Linked DNA regions of Homo sapiens: region 2 is linked to region 1. The links are chromatin loops, found by intact Hi-C in ENCODE. Cell type or tissue: CD14-positive monocyte. All regions are shown on one strand. Each heading gives the region's core, and the rest is flanking DNA. Links, peaks and the distances in the headings are about the cores only. Region 1 holds the start of LOC101927372 (a long non-coding RNA gene). Region 2 overlaps SERHL2 (serine hydrolase like 2).

What was found. Peaks named below come from ENCODE experiments on the same cell type or tissue, not always from the same donor. Only the 100,000 strongest peaks of a DNase experiment are listed, where the experiment ranks them.
Region 2: a loop joins it to region 1, with 7 times the contacts of the local background. A loop is called at or near these places in 2 of 110 quality-filtered maps.

Annotation. Positions count from the first base shown.
Region 1 is chr22:42,504,051-42,509,416 of GRCh38, forward strand. RRP7A (ribosomal RNA processing 7 homolog A) reads right to left here. Exons shown (of 7, transcript NM_015703.5): 7 at 4,294-5,366. It overlaps LOC101927372 (a long non-coding RNA gene), which reads right to left and starts at 1,809. Exons shown (of 2, transcript XR_938283.3): 1 at 1,770-1,809. It also overlaps the pseudogene SERHL. RefSeq lists enhancers at 544-1,177, 4,283-4,982, 4,983-5,366. In CD14-positive monocyte, for the core only: no CTCF peak of the experiment used is centred there; no DNase peak of the experiment used is centred there.
Region 2 is chr22:42,569,358-42,574,723 of GRCh38, forward strand. It overlaps SERHL2 (serine hydrolase like 2), which reads left to right. Exons shown (of 12, transcript NM_014509.5): 10 at 1,764-1,846; 11 at 3,079-3,172; 12 at 4,579-5,025. The coding sequence ends at 4,698. It also overlaps the pseudogene RRP7BP. Among named protein-coding and RNA genes, the nearest start is that of SERHL2, 18 kb to the left of the region's middle. In CD14-positive monocyte, for the core only: no CTCF peak of the experiment used is centred there; no DNase peak of the experiment used is centred there.

The DNA.
Region 1 (5,366 bases), core at 367-5,366:
ACCAACATGGAGAAATCCCGTCTCTACTGAAAGTACAAAATTAGCTGGGCGTGGTGGCACATGCCTGTCATCCCAGCTACTTGGGAGGCCGAGGCAGGAGAATCGCTTGAACCCAGGAGGCGGAGGTTGCAGTGAGCCGAGATTGCGCCATTGCACTCCAGCCTGGGCAACAAGAGGGAAACTCCGTCTCCAAAAAAAAAAAAAAAAAAAAAAAAAAAGAATGACGGCAGATCCCATAAGGATAAGGATCATGTCCATCTCTGTCACCACATCCCCAATCCTGGCACCTAGTAAGGGCTCAGTAAATGTTCCTTGCATGAGCTCAGCTAGCTCAGGGGCTATTATAAGGATCCAATTTACAGATGGCAGACAGCAGACACTCCCTTCTTTCTGCATTTCACCCACTGAATTGACAAGTGCAGTGCCCCCAGGGGCTTCCTCCTGGGCGAGTCAAGAGGGGCATTTGGTCCTCTTGTCCTGCATTCTCAGGCATGGGTAGATGGGAGATGCCCCCCTCTGCAGCCCCAGGCAGTGGGCCTGAGGCTGTCCTCACAGAGTGAGCCACACATCATGGGGGAGCTTGGAAGCCCCAGAAATGCGCCCTTTCTGCCAGTCCCTTTCTGCCACTGAGAATGATGGCATTCGTTGAACCAGATGAAACTGCCAACCCCAGATGGTTCGTGGCCTCCGGACCCTAATTTCATGCCTTTGCAAAGCACTTGGCAGTTGACAGAGATTCCCCTTCCTCTCCATCATCCCACCTGATCTCTTCAACTGTCCCTGGCCGCAGGCAAGACCAGGCTGGCTGTGACTGAGGCGAAGCAAAGACTCGTTCAGAATCGTGGGGCTGACTAGCCAGGGCTGGGGCTGTGTGCCCCTTTGCCGAGAGGGGCTCAGCTGAGAGCAGAGGGCAGGGCTAGGAGGGGCAGAGACCTCGTCTGCAGCCTGGATCCCTGCCCACCAGCCAACTGTGCCTCCTTAGGAAATGGAGAACTTGCTGACCTACAAGCGGAGAGCCATAGAGCACGTGCTGCAGGTAGAGGCCTCCCAGGAGCCCTCGCACGTGTTCAGCCTGAAGCAGCTGCTGCAGAGGTGGGTGCCCGGTGTGGACGGGGAGCTGGTGGGGTCCAGGGGAGGACATCCCGTGAGACGTGGAGAAGCTTCTTTCTCCCTCTCACCCAACAAGCCTGTTTCTCCCTGGGGTCACGCTGAGCACCAGGCTTCCCAGGGTCTTCAGGGACGTTCTCTCTTTCCCTCTGCCCCTGCTCCAGCCATGCCCCTTACTTCCAATACCCTCCCCACACCTCTCACGCACCCGCCTCTCTCCCAAGCACATGCTGCTTCCACGCCTTCTCTCCCCTCTGGGACTCCAGCCTGGGCTCCCTTACCTGGAATTCTCCCCTGTGCTTGCTCACTGGCTTCCCCACTCCTTGGGGCCTCAGCTGGGAACCCTGCCCTGACACCCCCAGGCAAGCTGTCCCTGCCCTGCAGGTAACCACACTGTCCAATAAGAGCCTATTGATTCCTCTGTTTCCCGAGGCATGTGAACTCCGCAACCCCCACTATGGCTGATTTGGTCATCTTTGTGCCTCCTGCATCTGGCAGTGGGCCTGGTAGGTCAGAGCTCCACACATATTTGTTGTCTGAAGGAGGAGAAGCCCCCCACTGCCCCACCACACGCACGCGCACACACACCCACACACACACACCCTGCCGCTGTAAACATGCAATCGAAACACGGGACACAGGCCAGGCGCAGTGGCTCACACCTGTAATCCCAGCACATTGGGAAGCTGAGGTGGGAAGATAGCTTGAGCCCAGGAGTTAGAGACCAGCCTGAGCGAGATAGCGAGACCCTGTATTTAAAAAAAAAAAAAAAAAAAAATTAGCTGGTCGTGGTGGCACACGCCTGTGGTCCCAGCTACTCAGCAGCCTTAGTTGGGAGGAGTGCTTAGCCCCAGGAGGTCGAGGCTGCAGACAGCCATGATCATGCCACTGCACTCCAGTTTGGGTGACAGTGAGACCCTGTTTCAAAAGGAAAACAAGGGCCGGGCACGGTGGCTCACGCCTGTAATCCCAGCTACTCAGGAGGCTGAGGCAGGAGAATCGCTTGAATGGGAGGCAGAGGTTGCCGTGAGCCGAGAGAGCACCACTGCACTGCAGCCTGGGCGACAGAGCGAGACTCCATCTCAAGAAAAAAAAAAAAAAAGAAATTACATAGGTGACATAATACATAATGATTGTCAATTTAACCGTTTGTAAGTGTGCACTTCAGTGGCATTAAATACAGTCGATGGAGGTGAGGAGAGGAGGGAGACATCCCAGGCACTGGCTGCTGCACAGGGAAAAGCTCGAAGTCAGCTCGGTGCATCTGTTGAGAGGGGGATTCCTGATAGAGGCTGTGAAGATTAAAGAGGGGAGGGGCAGGATGACAAAGGTTCTCAAAAAACAGCGTCCCATCTGGAGGCCTGTGTCACTGGAGACTTGTATTAATAGAAACTTGGCCATCTCTGCCAGTGAGGGGCTGTAGGACCTTGGGCAAGGTGCTTACCCTCTCTGAGCCTTGGTTGTCTCACGTGCAAAAAGAAAGTGCTTTCATTCGCTCAGCTGGTTTATGAGCAGCTTGGCTAGGGGAGCCAAGCCCTGGGCCTGCCTTTGAAGGGTTGTTGTCGAGACTAGGTGAGGTCATGTGTGTTGAGTGGCCTCGCACAGTGCTGTCGCTTCAGGTGCTCATGGCCTGTGCTATTTTGTGATTGTTAAAATATGGTAGAACATTGGACACATGTGAGACACTGTCATTAGAGGTGGGGATGCTCTAACTGCAGGGAGACCGCTGAGAGCTGCTGCCCAGGCCCAGGCCAAGAGATGAGGCTTGGACCAGGGCGTCAGCCAATGGTCTGGGAATGTTAACGTGTTTGTCTTTGATCCGTGTGGGATTTGTTCTTGAGCATGGTGTCAGATAGTGATTCATTTTCTTTTTTTTTTTTCATGTTTTAAAAGTTCTATTTTTCTTTATTATTATTATTATTATTATTATATTATTATTATTATTGATACAGAGTCTCGCTCTTGTTGCAAAGGCTGGAGTGCAATGGCACCATCTCAGCTCACTGCAACGTTCGCCTCCCAGGTTCGAGTGATTCTCCTGTCTCAGCCCCCAAGTAGCTGGGATTACAGGCACCCACCACCACACCTGGCTAATTTTTGTGTTTTTAGTGGAGATGGGGTTTCACCATGTTGTCCAGGCTGGTCTCGAACTCCTGACCTCAGGTGATCTGCCTGCCTCGACCTCCCAAAGTGCTGGGATTACAGGCATGAGCCACAGTGTTCGGTCTATTTGAATTGTAGAGACAGGGTCTCCCTCTGTCACCCAGACTGGAGTGCCATGGCTCAATCATGGCTCACGCAGCCTCAACCTCCTGGGCTGAAGTGATCTTCCCACCTCAGCCTCCCGAGTAGCTAGGACTACAGGTGTGCGCTATCACACCCAGCTAAGTTTTTTACTTTTGTAGAGACAGGGTCGTGCCATGTTGCCCAGGCTGGTCTTGAATGCCTGGGCTCAAGCTATCCTCCCGCCTGTTTCCCAAAGTACTGGGATTATAGGTGTGAGCCACTGCAGCCAGCCATTGTAATTGTTTTTCTAGATGAACAGCTAGTTATTCCAATACCAGCTGTTGGGTGGTCCTCCCTACCCACTAAGGCTCACTCACTGGTGGTTTGTCCCTTGTGTGTGCTGACCTTCGTGGTGGGAGTTTATTGCCAGATCCTAGTCAATCTGACTTTTGGAGATGCCCCTTTCCCTGTCCTTAGGGACCATGTCTTATGTGACCTGATCTGTAGTGGGATCTGTGATCACCCATAATGCTGGAAGGAGGAGGCTTCCCAGGGATGGAAAGACTTCGTTAGGACATAAACTAAATTGCAGAAGATACACATTCCAAGATGGGGCTGGCCCAAAATTCTTTTTTTTTATTTTTATTTTTTAAATTTCTGGCCAGGTGCAGTGGCTCACGCCTGTAATCCCAGCACTTTAGGAGGCCGAGGCAGGCAGATCACTTGAGGCCAGGAGTTAAAGACCAGCCTGGCCAACATGGTGAAACCCTGTCTCTACCAAAAAATACAAAAATTAGCCGGGAGTGGTGACACACACCTGTAGTCCCAGCCACTTGGGAGGCTGAGGCAGGAGAATCGCTTGAACCCGGGAGGCGGAGGTTGCGGTAAGCTGAGATCACGCCATTGCACTCCAGCCTGGGCAACAAGAGCAAAAAAAAAAAAAAAAAAAGGTTCTATAAATTCTTCTCATATTTTTATTTAACATCCACAATGTGATTTAAGATGTAATCAACATAAAGCTTGATTGCATTATTTTGCATGCTGTTTTCCAAATCCAGCTTCGTGTCACACCTACAGCACATCTCACTCAAGCTGGCCACATCCCCGCCATCCAGACGTAAAACAGTCACAAGACAGGGCAGGCAGGGCCGCGGAGGAGGCTGGCTGGGGCCATCACGGAGTGCCCATCCTGCACTGTGGTCCCAGCAAGTTTCTTTCTCCTGGCAAGAAGCCTGTCCCAGGCTGGCAGGGGACAGCGTGAGGTGCAGCCTATGGACTGGGAAAGGGGTGTGGAAGGGCCACACCTAAGTCCTAAAATCCAGGCCCAAAAGTGGCCCAACTCACTTCTCTGACTTTAATCACACAGCCATACCTGGTGGCAAAGGAGTATTGGAAATGGAGTCAGGCTGGGTAGCCACGAGCCCAGGAAGAGGGGAGAACAGACTTGGAGAGGGCAGGAGTCTCTGGCCACCAGGGGCTAAAGAGCCTTCGATGAGGCAGTGATGTGGGGTCCTGGGCTCAGACCCAGGGTGGGTGGCTAAGGTGCCCTCGCCAGGGCTTAGCCACCCCAACAGAGATGGGTTTCGTGCCCACGAGAGTGCCTGTGCCTTGTGACGAGAATTCACCATGTTTTTGTCTCTGCAGGCAGAGAACAGCATTGACTTCGTCAGCAGGGAGCTGTGTGCGCATTCCATCAGGAAGCTGCAGGCCCATGTCCTGTTGATCAAGTGAGTCTGGACCCATCCCCTTCAGTCACCCCCCAAGGAGACATGGGCGCCAGGAATCTCTGGGAGGGGGCCCTGGCATGAGGCTCCAAGTTCTCTGCGTGTCGACCACATCGCTAAGACTCAAGATCTTTTTTGGGAAGCCCCCCTGGCAGCAGGGTCATGGAAGGAGGAAGGTCAGAGGAGGGGAGGGCTCAGGCAGCAGGGGATGGGCCGGGGCTGTCCCATGCCTTTCCACAGGTGTCAGCGGGGGGCATGCCCAGGTAAGGCTCCATAACCAGTGAGCCCAGTCTCGACTCACTGCAACCT
Region 2 (5,366 bases), core at 54-5,053, 65 kb after region 1:
AAGCAATTCTCCTGCCTCAGCCTCCTGAGTAGCTGGGATTACAGGCGCCTGACACCATGCCCAGCTAATTTGTTGTAATTTTAGTAGAGATGGGGTTTCACCACGTTTGCCAAACTGGTCTCGAACTTCTGACCTCAGGCGATCCACCTGCCTCAGCTTCCCAAAATGGTGGGATTACAGGCGTGAGTGACTGTGCCCAGTCTAATTTTCATATTTTTAGTAGAGACAGGGTCAAGTTTGCCTGTTCACCTTGTGCCCAGGAAGCCCCTCCTGTGTGCAGGCCCAAAAAGCTTGGTCACACCCTGCTGTGAGATGTGGCAGCTGACATATGAGAACACGCAGGCCTTGGGAACAGTATGGGAACCCCTGTTTCAGGGAAGGCACTTCAGGTCATTTTAGTCTGAGAAGCAGAAAATAGCTGGAGGGCCAGGGTGGAAACAGGGCAGTGAGTTTTCACTGGTGTGTGTGTGTTCATAGCAATTTGTGTGTGTGTGTGTGTGTGTGTGTGTGTGTGTGTTCATGGCAATTTTATATTCACAATGGTGCAGGAGTATCGGGTGTAACTTAGGGGAGCTGGTCCTTACGGGAGCTTCCCGGAATTAATCCACTCAGCTGCATTTATGAAGCTTCTCCTCTGTACTCCACGTGCTGAGAACTAGGGATAGAGAAAATGCTGAGAGCTCCTGCCCTTGGAGTCCCCAGATCAGAGCAGCACAGTGCAATGGAAGCAAAGCCTCACAGAACTTGACATTTCTCTAGCAGCTATATTAAAACAGGCCCAAGGCTGGGTGTGGTGGCTCACACCTGTAATCCCAGAACTTTGGGAGTCCGAGGCAGACAGATCACCTGAGGTCAGGAGTTCAAGACCAGCCTGACCAACATGGTGAAACCCTGTCGCTACTAAAAATACAAAATTAGGCCTGGTGGCGCATGCCTGTAATCCCAGCTACTCGGTAGGCTGAGGCAGGAGAATCGCTTGAACCCAGGAGGCGGGAGGTTGCGGTAAACTGAGATCGCGCCATTGCATTCCAGCCCGGGCACCAAGAGCAAAACTCGGTCTCAAATAAATAAGGCTCTAACAATTGTTCTCATATTTTAACATCCACAATGTGATTCAAGATGTAATCAACATAAAGCTTGATTGCATTATTTTGCATGCTAAGTTTTCCAAATCCAGCTTCGTGTCACACCTACAGCACATCTCACTCAAGCTGGCCACATCCCTGCCATCCAGACGTAAAACAGTCACAAGACAGGGCTGGCAGGGCCGCGGAGGAGGCCGGCAGGGGCCATCACGGAGTGCCCATCCTGCACTGTGGTCCCAGCAAGTTTCTTCCTCCTGGCAAGAAGCCTGTCCCAGGCTGGCAGGGGACAGCGTGAGGTGCAGCCTATGGACTGGGAAAGGGGTGTGGAAGGGCCACACCTAAGTCCTAAAATCCAGGCCCAGAAGTGGCCCAACTCACTTCTCTGCCTTTAATCTCACAGGCATACCCGGTGGCAAAGGAGTATGGGAAATGGAGTCAGGCTGGGTAGCCACGAGCCCAGGAAGAAGGGAGAACAGACTTGGAGAGGGCAGGAGTCTCTGGCCACCAGGGGCTAAAGAGCCTTCGATGAGGCAGTGATGTGGGGTCCTGGGCTCAGACCCAGGGTGGGTGGCTAAGGTGCCCTCGCCAGGACTTAGCCACCCCAACAGAGATGGGTTTCGTGCCCACGAGAGTGCCTGTGCCTTGTGACGAGAATTCACCATGTTTTTGTCTCTGCAGGCAGAGAACAGCATTGACTTCATCAGCAGGGAGCTGTGTGCGCATTCCATCAGGAAGCTGCAGGCCCATGTCCTGTTGATCAAGTAAGTCTGGACCCATCCCCTTCAGCCACCCGCCAAGGAGACATGGGCGCCAGGAATCTCCGGGAGGGGGCCCTGGCATGAGGCTCCAAGTTCTCTGCGTGTCGACCACATCGCTAAGGCTCAAGATCTTTTTTGGGAAGCCCCCCTGGCAGCAGGGTCATGGAAGGAGGAAGGTCAGAGGAGGGGAGGGCTCGGGCAGCAGGGGATGGGCCGGGGCTGTCCCATGCCTTTCCACAGGTGTCAGCGGGGGGCATGCCCAGGTAAGGCTCCATAACCAGTGAGCCCAGTCTCGGCTGACTGCAACCTCTGTCTCCTGGATTCAAACGATTCTCCTGCCTCAGCCTCCCGAGTAGCTGGGACTACAGGCGCCCGCCACCAGGCCTGGCTTATTTTTGTATTTTTAGTAGAGACGAGGTTTCGCCATGTTGGCCAGGCTGCTCTCCATCTCCTGACCTCATGATCCGCCCGCCTCGGCCTCCCAGTGTTGGGATTACAGGCGTGAGCCACCGTGCGTGGCCCACCATAGACGATTTTTAAGCCATAAAAAGAAACGAAGCACTGACACGGGCTCCAGCATGGATGAGCCTTTAAAACATCGCGCTAAGTGGACGAATTCAGACACAACCGTCTACGTGTTGTATGGCTGCATTCACGTTCAAGTCAAGTCCAAATAGGGCACACTGCAGAGACAAAGCCAGGTCATGGTTGCTCAGGACCGGAAGCCTGTTGGGGGCGGGGGGCGGGGGGTGGGGTGGGGTGTGTGTGTGTCCGCGTAAGCTCAGAGGTTCGCGATTTCTTTGGGGGCGATGAAAATGTCCTGTAATTGTGACGATGGTCTCACAACTCAATGTATTAAAAACCACAGAATTGTAGACTATCAACGGGAGGATTGTGAAGACATAAATTCTCTCTCAGAGCAAGTATGGGCTCCAGCGCCTGTTCAGATCCCAGCTCTGCTTTTCAGGGCTGACTGTGACCAAGTCCTGAACTCCCTGTGCCCCAGAAAGGCTGTGCCTTCAGCATTCACTTGTGCCTGGCTTGTGCCAGCTGAGCATGAGCTGAGATTAACTGAGCCTCAAATCCAACCCAGGGTCAAGGGACCCAGCTGTGGGAGTTGGGGTAGCCCAGGCTTTGGTTTCTCCTCAGAGGCCTGAACCCAGGGCAGGATGGGGGCACCGCTGGGAGGCGGTTCTAAGATGAACCCCAACAACCCCCAACTCCTCACTTTCCAGAGCAGTCCACGGATATTTTGATTCAAGACAGAATTACTCTGAGAAGGAGTCCCTGTCGTTCATGATAGACACGATGAAATCCACCCTCAAAGAGGTAAGACGGGGCTCAGGCAGCTGGTGTCCAGCCACTGTCGCCCACTCTGGTCCCACCTCACCCATCTCTTCTCATGCACTGGGAAGACCCTGGGTCTGCCCCCAGGCCCAACAAGTGACCACCAGGATCTATCAGGCCTCATGCTCCACTGTGGTCAGTCCCTAGAGGCCTAGGGACACATGTAATCAGAATTAAGGAAACAGAGACCTTTGGTGGGGAACCCCTGCCAGGTTCAAGCTACTCTCGTGCCTCAGCCTCCTGAGTAGCTGGGATTACAGGCACCTGCCACCATGCCCAGCTAATTTTTATATTTTATATTTTTAAGAGATGGGGTTTCACCATGTTGGCCAGGCTGGTCTCAAACTCCTGACCTCAGGTGATCCGCCCACCTTGGCCTCCCGAAGTGCTGGTTTTGTAGATGGGAGCCACCATACCCGGCCTAGTCGCACATTTTACAGGCTCCCAAACCACAGCAGAATACCCGACTGCCTCATCCCTCTGCACCCATCATGACAGTGGGCGTGCTGGCTGTAGGCAGAGGTGGCTTTTCCCCCAGGTTCCTGGGAGCACGTGGTGTTTTATGGTCACCTACCCGGGAACACTGACCCTGGGGCCTCTGCAGGTTTCTTGGCATTGTCACAAAGGGAAGAAGCCCACCTGTGGCTGGCCGGCTGCCAGGTCAGAGCCAAGGCAGGCAAGGCCTTCCTGTCTGGCTTTTTTTTTTTTTTTTTTGAGATGGAGTGTCGCTCTGTTGCCCAGGCTGGAGGGCAGTGGCCCGATCTCGGCTCACTCCAAGTTCCACCTCCCGGGTTCATGCCATTCTCCTGCCTCAGCCTCCCGAGTAGCTGGGACTACAGGCGCCCGCCACCACGCCCGGCTAATTTTTTGTATTTTTAGTAGAGACGGGGTTTCACTGTCTTAACCAGGATGCTCTTGATCTCCTGACCTCGTGATCCGCCCACCTTGGCCTCCCGCCTGCCTTGGCCTCCCAAAGTGCTGGGAATACAGGCGTGAGCCACTGCGCCCGGCCCTGTCTGGCTTCTTGAAGGCAGACACAAGTCTGCAGGCTGTTCACGCCCCCATCTCATTATCTTTTCTCACGGGTACCTCTTCTGATACAATCACAGCAACCCTGGCCTCGGCCCCGCCCTGTCCCTGCCATGCAACTTCACAACTCAGCTGGCCTAGACCCCTGGGAGGCCTCCAAGTCCCTAGGGTTAGACACCTCCTGGGGTGCTATGGACTGTCGGGGCTCCAAGGAGCCGAGTGTGGGGGAAACTCACTGTGGGAGGCGCTCCTGACCTGCAGGGAGCTGGAATGCTGTGGGAGGGCCCTGACCCCGGGGCCCATGGAGCTCCCTAGGCTCCTCTGGCCACACCTCACCACCCACCCCCTCCCCTCTCCAGCAGTTCCAGTTTGTGGAAGTCCCAGGCAATCACTGTGTCCACATGAGCGAACCCCAGCACGTGGCCAGTATCATCAGCTCCTTCTTACAGTGCACACACATGCTCCCAGCCCAGCTGTAGCTCTGGGCCTGGAACTATGAAGACCTAGTGCTCCCAGACTCAACACTGGGACTCTGAGTTCCTGAGCCCCACAACAAGGCCAGGGATGGTGGGGACAGGCCTCACTAGTCTTGAGGCCCAGCCTAGGATGGTAGTCAGGGGAAGGAGCGAGATTCCAACTTCAACATCTGTGACCTCAAGGGGGAGACAGAGTCTGGGTTCCAGGGCTGCTTTCTCCTGGCTAATAATAAATATCCAGCCAGCTGGAGGAAGGAAGGGCAGGCTGGGCCCACCTAGCCTTTCCCTGCTGCCCAACTGGATGGAAAATAAAAGGTTCTTGTATTCTCACTGCTTTTGAGGCTTTTTTGTTGCCAGCAAGGGCTTTTGCATTGAGGGAAAAGGAAGCACAGAACGGATTCATCCAGGGTCCTCAAGGGTGTGGAGGCAAGAGGTGGGAAGGACAAGTCCTCCTCTCGGCACGCCTGGGTCTCCAGGACTGCTGAAGCACAAGACCCGAGGGGTGGCCTGGTCCTTCACTCCTGGCCTGTGTGGACTCTGATGGGGCTGTTGGACGCGATGGCCTTCAACCTGGGGCCCGTTGGCCAGAGCTCGGCCTCTCAGAGACCGCTGCAGGCCCTGCCTCACCTCATGTTCCTCCTGGCCCTGCACCTCCAGCCATCCACTGCGGC